Linked DNA regions of Homo sapiens: all the other regions are linked to region 1. A link is a contact called in ENCODE Hi-C data. All regions are on one chromosome and are shown on one strand. Each heading gives the region's core, a stretch centred on a gene start or an enhancer-like site at or near the end of the contact. The rest is flanking DNA. Distances are from core to core; before and after follow the strand shown.

Region 1 (3,070 bases), core at 153-2,652:
CATGGAGAAACCCCGTCTCTACTAAAAAATACAAAATTAGCCAGGTGTGGTGCTGCATGCCTGTAATCCCACCCAGCTACTTGGGAGGCTTGAGGCAGGAGAATCGCTTGAACCTGGGAGGCAGAGCGTGCGGTAAGTTGAAATCGCGCCATTGCACTCCAGCCTGGGCAACAAGAGCGAAACTGTCTTAAAAAAAGACAAGAAAAGACAAGAAAAGACAAGAAAAGACAAGAAAAGAAAAGAAAACACAGACCAAAAGGTATTTTTAACACTCAAACTCTTTAAAGAAAAATGACTATAGTGTAATTTATAGTAAAGTTCTAGTGTCACAATTAAAGCGATAAATTTAAATTAATTGAAATTTCTTCTCCATACTCCATTGCTCCTACCCCACATCCCTCCCAAGCAGCAAACTTATATATAAATAAAATTTAATTTCACCTCAATCATTCGTCAGTGACAAACATTTAACGGTAGACCCAGGATACCTTCTAATAAAATAATCTGAACAACAGAAAAGATAATCACACTTTTACATAACAATAAATAAGACATATAAGTACTAGCAACTGCAGGAAGAGGTTTATATGGCTATAAATAAGAATTGTTTTGAACTTTAAAATGTAAAAGCTATATTAAATGGTCAATGTAGCCAAACTAGAACTAATGTTTATAATTTCTATTTATAGAATGGTTATTTTCTATATATCATGACAATCTACAACCAAAAAAAGATCTTTTTAAAATCTACTATATGTCTGCTCAAACTTAACATTTAATGTATCAGAAAATATTACAGAATTATTTGTTTGTTCCAGTTATGTTAACTAAATTTCATTCAAGATTTAGTCACTTATAGAGGACAACAACTACAAGTAAATGAGAAAAATTATATATGTGTCATATACAATGAAAAGGCCAGTAAGAATCTATATGTCCTCCAAATATCAGAGAAAGATGATGCTGCCTGATCCTTTGATTCTTCTTTTGTGGGACAGAGGAGGTTCATTTCTTCATAAATTTCTGAGGCCCTGCCCTTCCTAGACTAGCAGAATATGTCTGGCTCCTTCCAGAATGGCTGACAGTCTGTCATGTCTCTCCACTGCCCATTGCCCCTGACCTCTTCCTTCCTCTTCTGCCTGCTTTATAACCTCTTCTAGATTCAAACAGTCCAGTTTTCTCAATTGTAAGCAAAGACTAGCCTTGATAAGTGATGGGGTCCATTCCTAGCCTAACATTTAATAGGCTCTGATAAAAAAAAAAAAAAAACCCATAGGGTTTTCCAGCCTTGCTGTATTTGGCCAAATATGATTTAACCCATTCTCTTGTTTAAATCCCCAGAGCGAAGTCAATCACACTGAAGCTGACAACCTAGTAACCAGTAGAGGGCAGTAACAGCACAATCAGACACACCCACTCAAAATAAGCAATTTACAGGAATACTTCTCACATCTGATTTGACTACAACATCTAAGCAAAATAAAGCTTCTGTCAAACTCTTAGATGAATGACTACACCATCTTTTGCTTACTTCCCATATCTTAAACGGTCCAAATTTCAGCATTCTGATCATGCCAGTAAGTCAAACATTTTCACTTTGATGAACTTTCCCACACTAACCTGCATGCCTTCAGAACTTCTGCTGAGCTGGGGTATATGGACACAGACATTGATGGTATGATCTGTGGACTAGGTTTGTGGTTAACCAGAAGCAGATCTGTTTTCATGGGGCTCTGAGATTCTTCCATCCCTTCTCCATTAATTGTGTGTAGCCCACTGTGAGGGCTGTTAAGGCTGGTAACACTGTTTGTGGTTGTCTGCTCAGTGGATTTTGGAGAAGGTGTTGCTGTTGAAATGGCTGAAGATGGTGAAGAGGCAACAGAGTTATCAGTCTTTGTATGAACAGCTGGGTGGATGTTATTGACTTTGTCACAGGTTCCAGTACCCACATTGTTATTGGCTTTTCCCATCAACAAGGCAGAGAGCTGAGGATTGTCTGAACTTAGTAAACCTGGTGACTTAGAATCTCCATGGCTAGGACTGCAAACAGCATCTGCCGTCATCTGATGGACATGATTAGGAAGTCCCTCGACACTGGCAGTGCTGTTAGGTGTCTCTCCAGTGTGCCTGCTTGTTTCAGGCACCGTCAATATGTTTCCTGAAGGCTTGCTCTCTTTGGTTAAGGTAATGCCTTGTTGTCCACCTGAGGTAGCAGTGTGAGAGGAGAGGTGATTGAGAGCAGCCCCCTGTGTTACTGAATTGCTAGGCAGGGTGGGATGTCCGTTCTGATTCTGAATACCAGAGCCAGCTGCCTGGAGATGCTGGGAAGGCCCAGTGGAAGAGAGAGGTCGTTCACCATTAGGACCTGCCGAATGTGAACTCTGACCTTTGTGAAGCCCCTAAAAAGAAAGAAAAATAGTTTAAATCTAATATTAAGCAAACTCAGAATATACAGAATTTAAAATATTAAAGAGAAAAGCCACTAAAAATAAATATCTAACTGTATAAGATAATTTGACCCAAGTCCTAAAGTTATCAAAAAGTACCTGCAACTTAGCTAATCAGTATTTAACATCTTTAGAGAAATTTTTCTTCCTTGCTATCTAAAATGACTCCATTATTAGTGTAGAATAAACTACTTCAGATGAAGCATTACAAATTTTAAGTTCCAATATACATATTTTCATCTCTAAAATCAGACATGGATAGACATATATCATCATTAATAATTAAAAGCTATGACCATGGATCAACATAAACCAACTCTCACTGGTCTGTGATCTGTTAAAAGATTAATATAGAAAGTGAGTTCATTAAGCCTTTAAAATTATCATTAAAATATAATCTTCTGTAATTCAAATCCTATTGTTAAAGTAGCTATCCTCAAAATTAAGGGCAGAACTATTAAATCTATGAAAATATTTCAAAAAATACCTAAAGTTTCCCCATCTATCCATCCACACATATTTAGAAGACTAGATAGGCTTGGTGCAGTGGCTTATGTCTGTAATCCCAGCACTCTGGAAGGCCGAGGCAGGAGGATCGTTTGAGGCCAGGAGTTCGAGACCAG
Region 2 (3,061 bases), core at 51-2,550, 810 kb after region 1:
CACTGCACTCCAGCCTGGGTGAAAAAAAATTAAAAAAATTTAAAAAAAAAAAGAATTCTTTGTTGTTTATCTGGAATTCAAATTTAACTGAGCAGCCTATATTTTAATTTGCTAAATCTGGTCACCCTAGAGGGTGGACACTGGGGAGAGAACCAGGTACTTGAGGGATTAGAGGAGGAAAAGCCAATATCCACTAGAGAATCTGGCATTTGAATGGTACCTCAAAAGTTTCTCTAGATAAAGATGGAAGAGAAAGGCAGAATAGTCAAAAGGAGCAACATGAGATAAAGTGGTGGGACAATAAATTGGGAAGTATTTGGGAGCAGATCATAGATTGAATAGGGAAAACAGGGCAAGAAGGTGGTCATGCAAGAGGACATTAAAGCATCTGTTATTTTGGTGCTTTTTCAATAGCTAAGGGGGAGATGCGTAGGGTTACTGTTTCTTATTGTGAGCAGAAATGTGGAATTTTTAACTTCTTATTCTTTTGCTGCAAGGTGAGTGCCCGGTTGTGTATATAAAAATAATTATTCTTGTGAAACCGAAACTCTAAAGGTGACATTTTAGAAAAATAAAAGTAAAAGTATACAAGTCATTTTAGTAGAGGAATATAGTAAGCACAAGAGGAAGAAAAGACACTCTGTTATGTGTGATTGTGGTTAAGCCTCTTAGTATTTTTAGGGCACAAACTTGTAGATGTGATGATAAGTGGCAATTGCAGTTATATCTTCATTTACCTAAGAAATATCTGCCTTTAGACTTGGATGTACTCTAGGCCTGCAGCATTACTAAAATGAAATTAACATACTTAAATTAAAATAGAGGTGACCCAGGTGCAGTGGCTCACGCCTGTAATCCCAGCACTTTGTGAGGCCGAGGCAAAAGGATTGCTTAAGTCCAGGAGTTCAAGACCAGCCTGGGCAACAAAGCAAGGCTGTCTCTACAAAAAATAAAAAGTTAGCCAGGCGTGGTGGCCATGCCCGTAATCTCAGCTACACGGGAGGTTGAGGTAGGGAGGATCGCTTGAGCCTGGGAGGTTGAGGCTGCATTGATCCATGATCATGCCACTGCACTGTAGCCTGGGCAATGATGTGAGACCCTGTCTCAAAAATAAATAAATAAATAAAAAATAAAATAGAGGTGAGAGTTTGGAGTCTTAATTCTGGAAGGTGAATTCCAGAAAAGTAAATTTAGTGGTATGAGCAAAGATCTAAGGCAAGTCTCAACTGAATAACATGAAAACACATGAAACATAAATGGATATATGGTCACTTTGATCTAAACCACAGGGAAATGTTAGAAAGTTAAAGCTTGAAGAGCATAGCCAGATAGCAGGGCTTTTACAAAGGAAGAGAAATGTAAAACATGAAGATGAGGAAAAGCTGGACATGTGTCCCAATAGTCTTTATTGGGCAGTTAAGATAAACTCCTGAAAATTTAAAGGGCAAATATGGTGCTTTAGTTGTTTTTCTGTTTTGTAACAATATCTTTATTTATCTACCTTGATGATTTCACCTGCTCTTCAATGTGGGTCAAGGACATGGTATCCTGCCCATTTCTTTGATATCCCAAAACAAATTCCTGCTGATGGAGTTTCTGCCATTTATCGTGGAAGACTAAAAACATAAAAATTCTGATAATTAGAAATTTTAATTCTCAAAGGACACAGTTGAGAAATCCTATGAATATGTTATTGAAAGCTCTCATGTGCAACTGTACATTTCAAATGGCCCACCTTGGTTTTCTGATTAATATGGAATTGTGACGTTAGATTTTTGGTTATCAAAACTTTACTGTTAGTGTTAGACCTGCCTTTTCTTTCTAACTCATGGGTGTTCAGGATTCTTTTTTGTCACCAAGAAGAGCTTCCCTGGCCTTTTCTGAGAAGCATCTAGTGAGAGAAGTGTAGCGGCTAAGAGAAGGAAGAGTTGGGGGGCTTGAGATCTGCAGGCTCCTGGGAGAGGCAAGTCAGCTGGTGGGGCAGGCCCTGCAGGGTGCATTGCCATAGCAGTGGGTGGGCATCTCTGGAAATTTCCCCTTCGAGGAGAGAGGCTGTTCTTTCGGAAGAGCAGCTTCATCTCTCTTTTCTTTTCATGGTGGCTGGTAGCTCTTTTATCCATTTCCATCCTGTTATGCCTATGGCTCTTCCTCCTCAAGTAATATGTAGCTGCAGTACAGTGAGATACAGCTCAGTGCAAACTATGGAAAGTAATGGTATTTAGTTAGAGTCTGAAAGCCCAACTTCAAGATCTTTTACTGCCATTTGTTAGGGCATGACCTTGGGCATGGCATTTAACCTCTCTGAGCTTTGGTTTTCTCATCCTTAAACTGAATATTCATATTTCATGTATTATCTGCCTTATAGAATTATTGAGGATTAAATGAGAAAATGTAAGTGAAAGTTTATCCTAGGGCTATGATGATGATTGTGATTAGTATTATTTAAAAGCCCAGTGGGTGGGCCAGTTTTTGCCACCTAGAAAAATATAGGACTCCTATTCAAAGTCTTATGGAACAAAAATCATCGCTAACTTGCTTATTTGAATTTCTATAATGAAGTAAAAATGCAAGATAGATGGAATTTTTGAAGAAGCTCCTGACTGTTGAATAATTCTTATATATTTTAAAAACTGTCACAATATAAGTATTTTTAAAGTAGTATATAATGGTTCCTGAAAATACCTGAAATGCCCATCCTTTTATACATGTTTAAGTATGCAATTTGTTCTAAATGTCTAATCTTGAATGATTAAATAATTTGCATACTGTTTTCAGTGCTATGAATTAAAGGCTAATTGAAGTATAATTTTTTCACAGTAAAATTGTATCATCTTTTATGTAGTACATTTAAAAATATTCTAGGCCAGTTCTAATTTTATAGTTTTATTATTTTAATTTAATGCACCAAGTAATTAAAAATTGCTGCAAAGAAAAGAAGCTGAAAATGATTTTAGGTAATTTCCCCTCAACAGAGTGAAAAGATGATAAGTAGAATAATGGAAGAGAGCCCAACACAGTTCCTGGCACATAAAGATATTCATTAAATATTCCTTAATGAATA
Region 3 (3,047 bases), core at 463-2,962, 820 kb after region 1:
TCTTGGAAGCTGGCGGAGGATGTGACGTGAAACCTAAAGCATAAACCCTCATTTGTTAAACTCCCCTCTACCTGAGGCTCCAGGTACCTGCTGCTGCTAGGAATTGATGGGACTTGCTGACCTCCCAGTTTGGTACTGGAGTTGGGATAGTGGGTACTTAGTCCTGTACTTCTTTCTGAACCTTGGAGTATTCATATGAACACACTTCCCCGAGGGGCAAGATGGAAGCCAAGTGCAACCGCAGCTTCTTGAAAGACAAGGTGCTTTGTCACTAGAATGAGATGAAGCCATGTTATGTGTCTTGTTGTCCGCATTGTGTAGTATTCCTGGCCTTCTGGGAATCTTTATATTGTGAGAGAAGGCACATCAAGTACACAAGGGGGTTAGAGTGAAAAAGGCTTACAGTTTTACTCTTAGGTTCATTAGGGGAATTTGTTGCACTGCATCTGCATGCCAGATTAGTCAAAATGTATGGGCCCTACTGGGGCCAAATTGGTGGCCTCTTTTTATTTTCTAAAATTAGTCCCCTTCAGTGGACACAGTTGGGCATATTTGCCTTGGGGACTGTGGACAAGAAGCAGCCAGGAATGTGCAGGTGGCAGCTGCTATAGAGAAGCTGCTGGTGGCCCCTAGACTGTGGGAAAAGAATTTGGCCTTTAATAAATGTAGATGCCTGTTTGGAATCCGTCTTTAGTGTAGAATGAAAATTTAAATGTATATATCAAGATGAGTCACCAAAAACCGTAACTTACACCTGATGATTACCTTAATATAAAGGATGTGGTGTTCCAAAGCATTATATGATTCCTTAAACATAAAGTCTAACTTTTGGTTGATGTTTGTCTGTCAGCTTGGTGAGAATATGAAAGTTGCATTTGGGAAAATGAATGTCCTACTGGTGGGACTTAGTATGTTGTTAGGGTCTTAACGGCTTCTCTAGAAAATTTTTTGAGGCAGTGTGAATTCCCTGGTGTGCTCCAAATCGAGCCATCCTGGGTAAATGTATCAGCTTCAAATGTCCTATGGTCCATTTCAGTCGAGTCCTTGTGCTAATTTCTTTCTGTTCACTTCTTTTGTTCACTCCGTGGACTAATTGTATTATGTAAAAAAAAAGTAGTCTGTGCCTCTAAAGCTAATATAACATGAGCATTATGCATTTAAACAGAAAATTATGCAAATGCAAAATTATGATGCATTTCATAGTCACACTGACTTTTTATATTTCTCATAACATATGTTAAAATATCCCATTTAACAGACACTATTATTACACAACATTTCTTGTGTTACAACAGTGTACTTAATGTAAGTAAAGACTAGAAATTATATCTATGATGAGGTGGAGGGGAGAATGAATCAGTGTTCTCTGATAATCTTTGCATTTGCTTTTCCTGATTTTTTGGTAAGGTTAAATTAATATCCTTAATGTTGCTTAGATACAGTTATTTCTGCCATTTTAATTTTATTTATAGTTCATCTGGTCTCAGCAATTTTTTAAATTGACCAAATTACATGCGTTATGTTTTGGTATCCTTAAAACCCAAACCAGGACAAAGTCCCATCAATCATTGTGGTTCTGTCAATAATTGTGGTCACATTTCCTCCTTTGTCAATAATTGTGTTCAGTAGAAAACCTGGGTATCTCCACTGTGCAGCACGCAGGAAGGATCTGACAAGCAGCAGCAACACAGCTAGGGGCGTCTCTAGCAGGAAGTCACGGGAGATTTCTAACGCAGTACGCCGCCTTGGTGCTTTAGTACCTTCTCCTGTGTAATGACACCCCAACATATTTTGGGGGAGAAAAAATGGCAGACAAAGAGAAGGAGTTGGCCACAGTCCCAAGAAAGGTACATGGATAACCTTTCTATTTATGTAGAAGTGGAGGGCTTGCTAAAATTCCAAGAGACATTTGAGCTCCTGTGTAAAACTCAATCTCTTAAGATGATTCCTTCATACATTTAAGGATTCTAAGGAGAAGGTGATTCCATAGATTTCTTCTCTTTAATAGTGCAGTGGGACCCCCTCCATCAGACAGTTTGGCCATCCTGCTGGCCCTGGCTTGCCTGCCAGGCTGTAGCATGTCACTCCCTCATTATTTTATGTGAATGAACACGGTCCGGCAGATGGAGGTCTGTTGATCTTTCCTATAGCATGAAGGTTGAAAAAGGCTCTAGGGGTTCCAGCAGGTGTTTCTTTCACTAAAAGGACAGGGATCAAATGTAAACTGTTCTTACGTAGGAATTTCTGCTTTAGGTTATTATTTGTCTATCAGTGGACTTTCTTATTTTTTCTTAGTGGCTGGGACAATGAAACTAGTAACAAGATTGTTCATTCTTGTTGCTGTTGAACACTTATTGGGCTATGCTTAGATTCAACAAAAATCTTAAAGCACCTTTAATTTTGTGGAGTCATTTCTGGCCATCTCTGAATTTTTAGGAACAGCAGGACATTTAAGATGAGTGTTTAATGATTATTTGAGTGAATTGGACACTTAAAATTGCACCAATAGGATAGAATTGGCTTCTGGTCTCATCACATGGCCCTGATGGACCTAACAATTTTGTTTCTTTTGCTTCCCCTATGAAATGAAGATGGTTGAGATGGGAGGATTCTTAAAGATTTTATAGCTCTAACATAATGTGATTCACGAATTTAGGTTTCATTGAAATCATTTGACATGGGTATTGAATACAAGCACAAGTGGATTTACCTTGAAGCTAATGAAGCGTAATCTTTAGAGGTCTTCCTTTCCAGGGGTCCCAATCCAAGGCCCTGGCCTAACTTTGTCTTAGTAATTTGACATTCTTTGCCTAGAAGAGCTTTGCCCAAATTATTTAAGCTTCCAGCCTCCCAAAACCTGTATTCATCTCTAGGCTACTAGAACATAAGCAGTGAACGTTGAGGTAACTGAAGGCTTTTCCCAGTAGTCTTTCCCACTGAGATGGTGAATAGAAAATCACCACGAAGAAGCATTAAGACTCCTTTGTAATATGTATCATCTGTCTGCCAATTTGTTGGAATCTAGTCAACCATGGATGGGCATTCAA

What was found. Hi-C counts contacts between places; a loop is a spot of excess contacts on that map. Pooled maps may share reads with other maps.
Region 2: a pooled map shows a loop between it and region 1 (4-fold over the local background). The contact joins two enhancer-like sites. A Hi-C loop is called at or near these places in 1 of 168 maps with a recorded cell type or tissue (MCF 10A), 2 of 37 single-sample maps with no recorded cell type and 7 of 50 pooled maps.
Region 3: a loop to region 1 is called in a map of naive thymus-derived CD4-positive, alpha-beta T cell, with 10 times the contacts of the local background. The contact joins two enhancer-like sites. A Hi-C loop is called at or near these places in 2 of 168 maps with a recorded cell type or tissue (MCF 10A and naive thymus-derived CD4-positive, alpha-beta T cell), 3 of 37 single-sample maps with no recorded cell type and 13 of 50 pooled maps.

What each region holds. Positions count from the first base shown.
Region 1 is chrX:45,068,908-45,071,977 of GRCh38, reverse strand. It overlaps KDM6A (lysine demethylase 6A), which reads right to left. Exons shown (of 30, transcript NM_001291415.2): 18 at 1,621-2,399. Among named protein-coding and RNA genes, the nearest start is that of DIPK2B, 130 kb to the left of the region's middle. Within about 2 kb of position 1,402, at least 3 of the 41 ENCODE cell types and tissues checked have a DNase peak (open chromatin) inside an H3K27ac peak, as active enhancers do.
Region 2 is chrX:44,263,335-44,266,395 of GRCh38, reverse strand. The region is part of intron 3 of EFHC2 (EF-hand domain containing 2); the gene reads left to right. Among named protein-coding and RNA genes, the nearest start is that of EFHC2, 79 kb to the left of the region's middle. Within about 2 kb of position 1,300, at least 2 of the 41 ENCODE cell types and tissues checked have a DNase peak (open chromatin) inside an H3K27ac peak, as active enhancers do.
Region 3 is chrX:44,244,581-44,247,627 of GRCh38, reverse strand. The region is part of intron 7 of EFHC2 (EF-hand domain containing 2); the gene reads left to right. Among named protein-coding and RNA genes, the nearest start is that of EFHC2, 98 kb to the left of the region's middle. Within about 2 kb of position 1,712, at least 2 of the 41 ENCODE cell types and tissues checked have a DNase peak (open chromatin) inside an H3K27ac peak, as active enhancers do.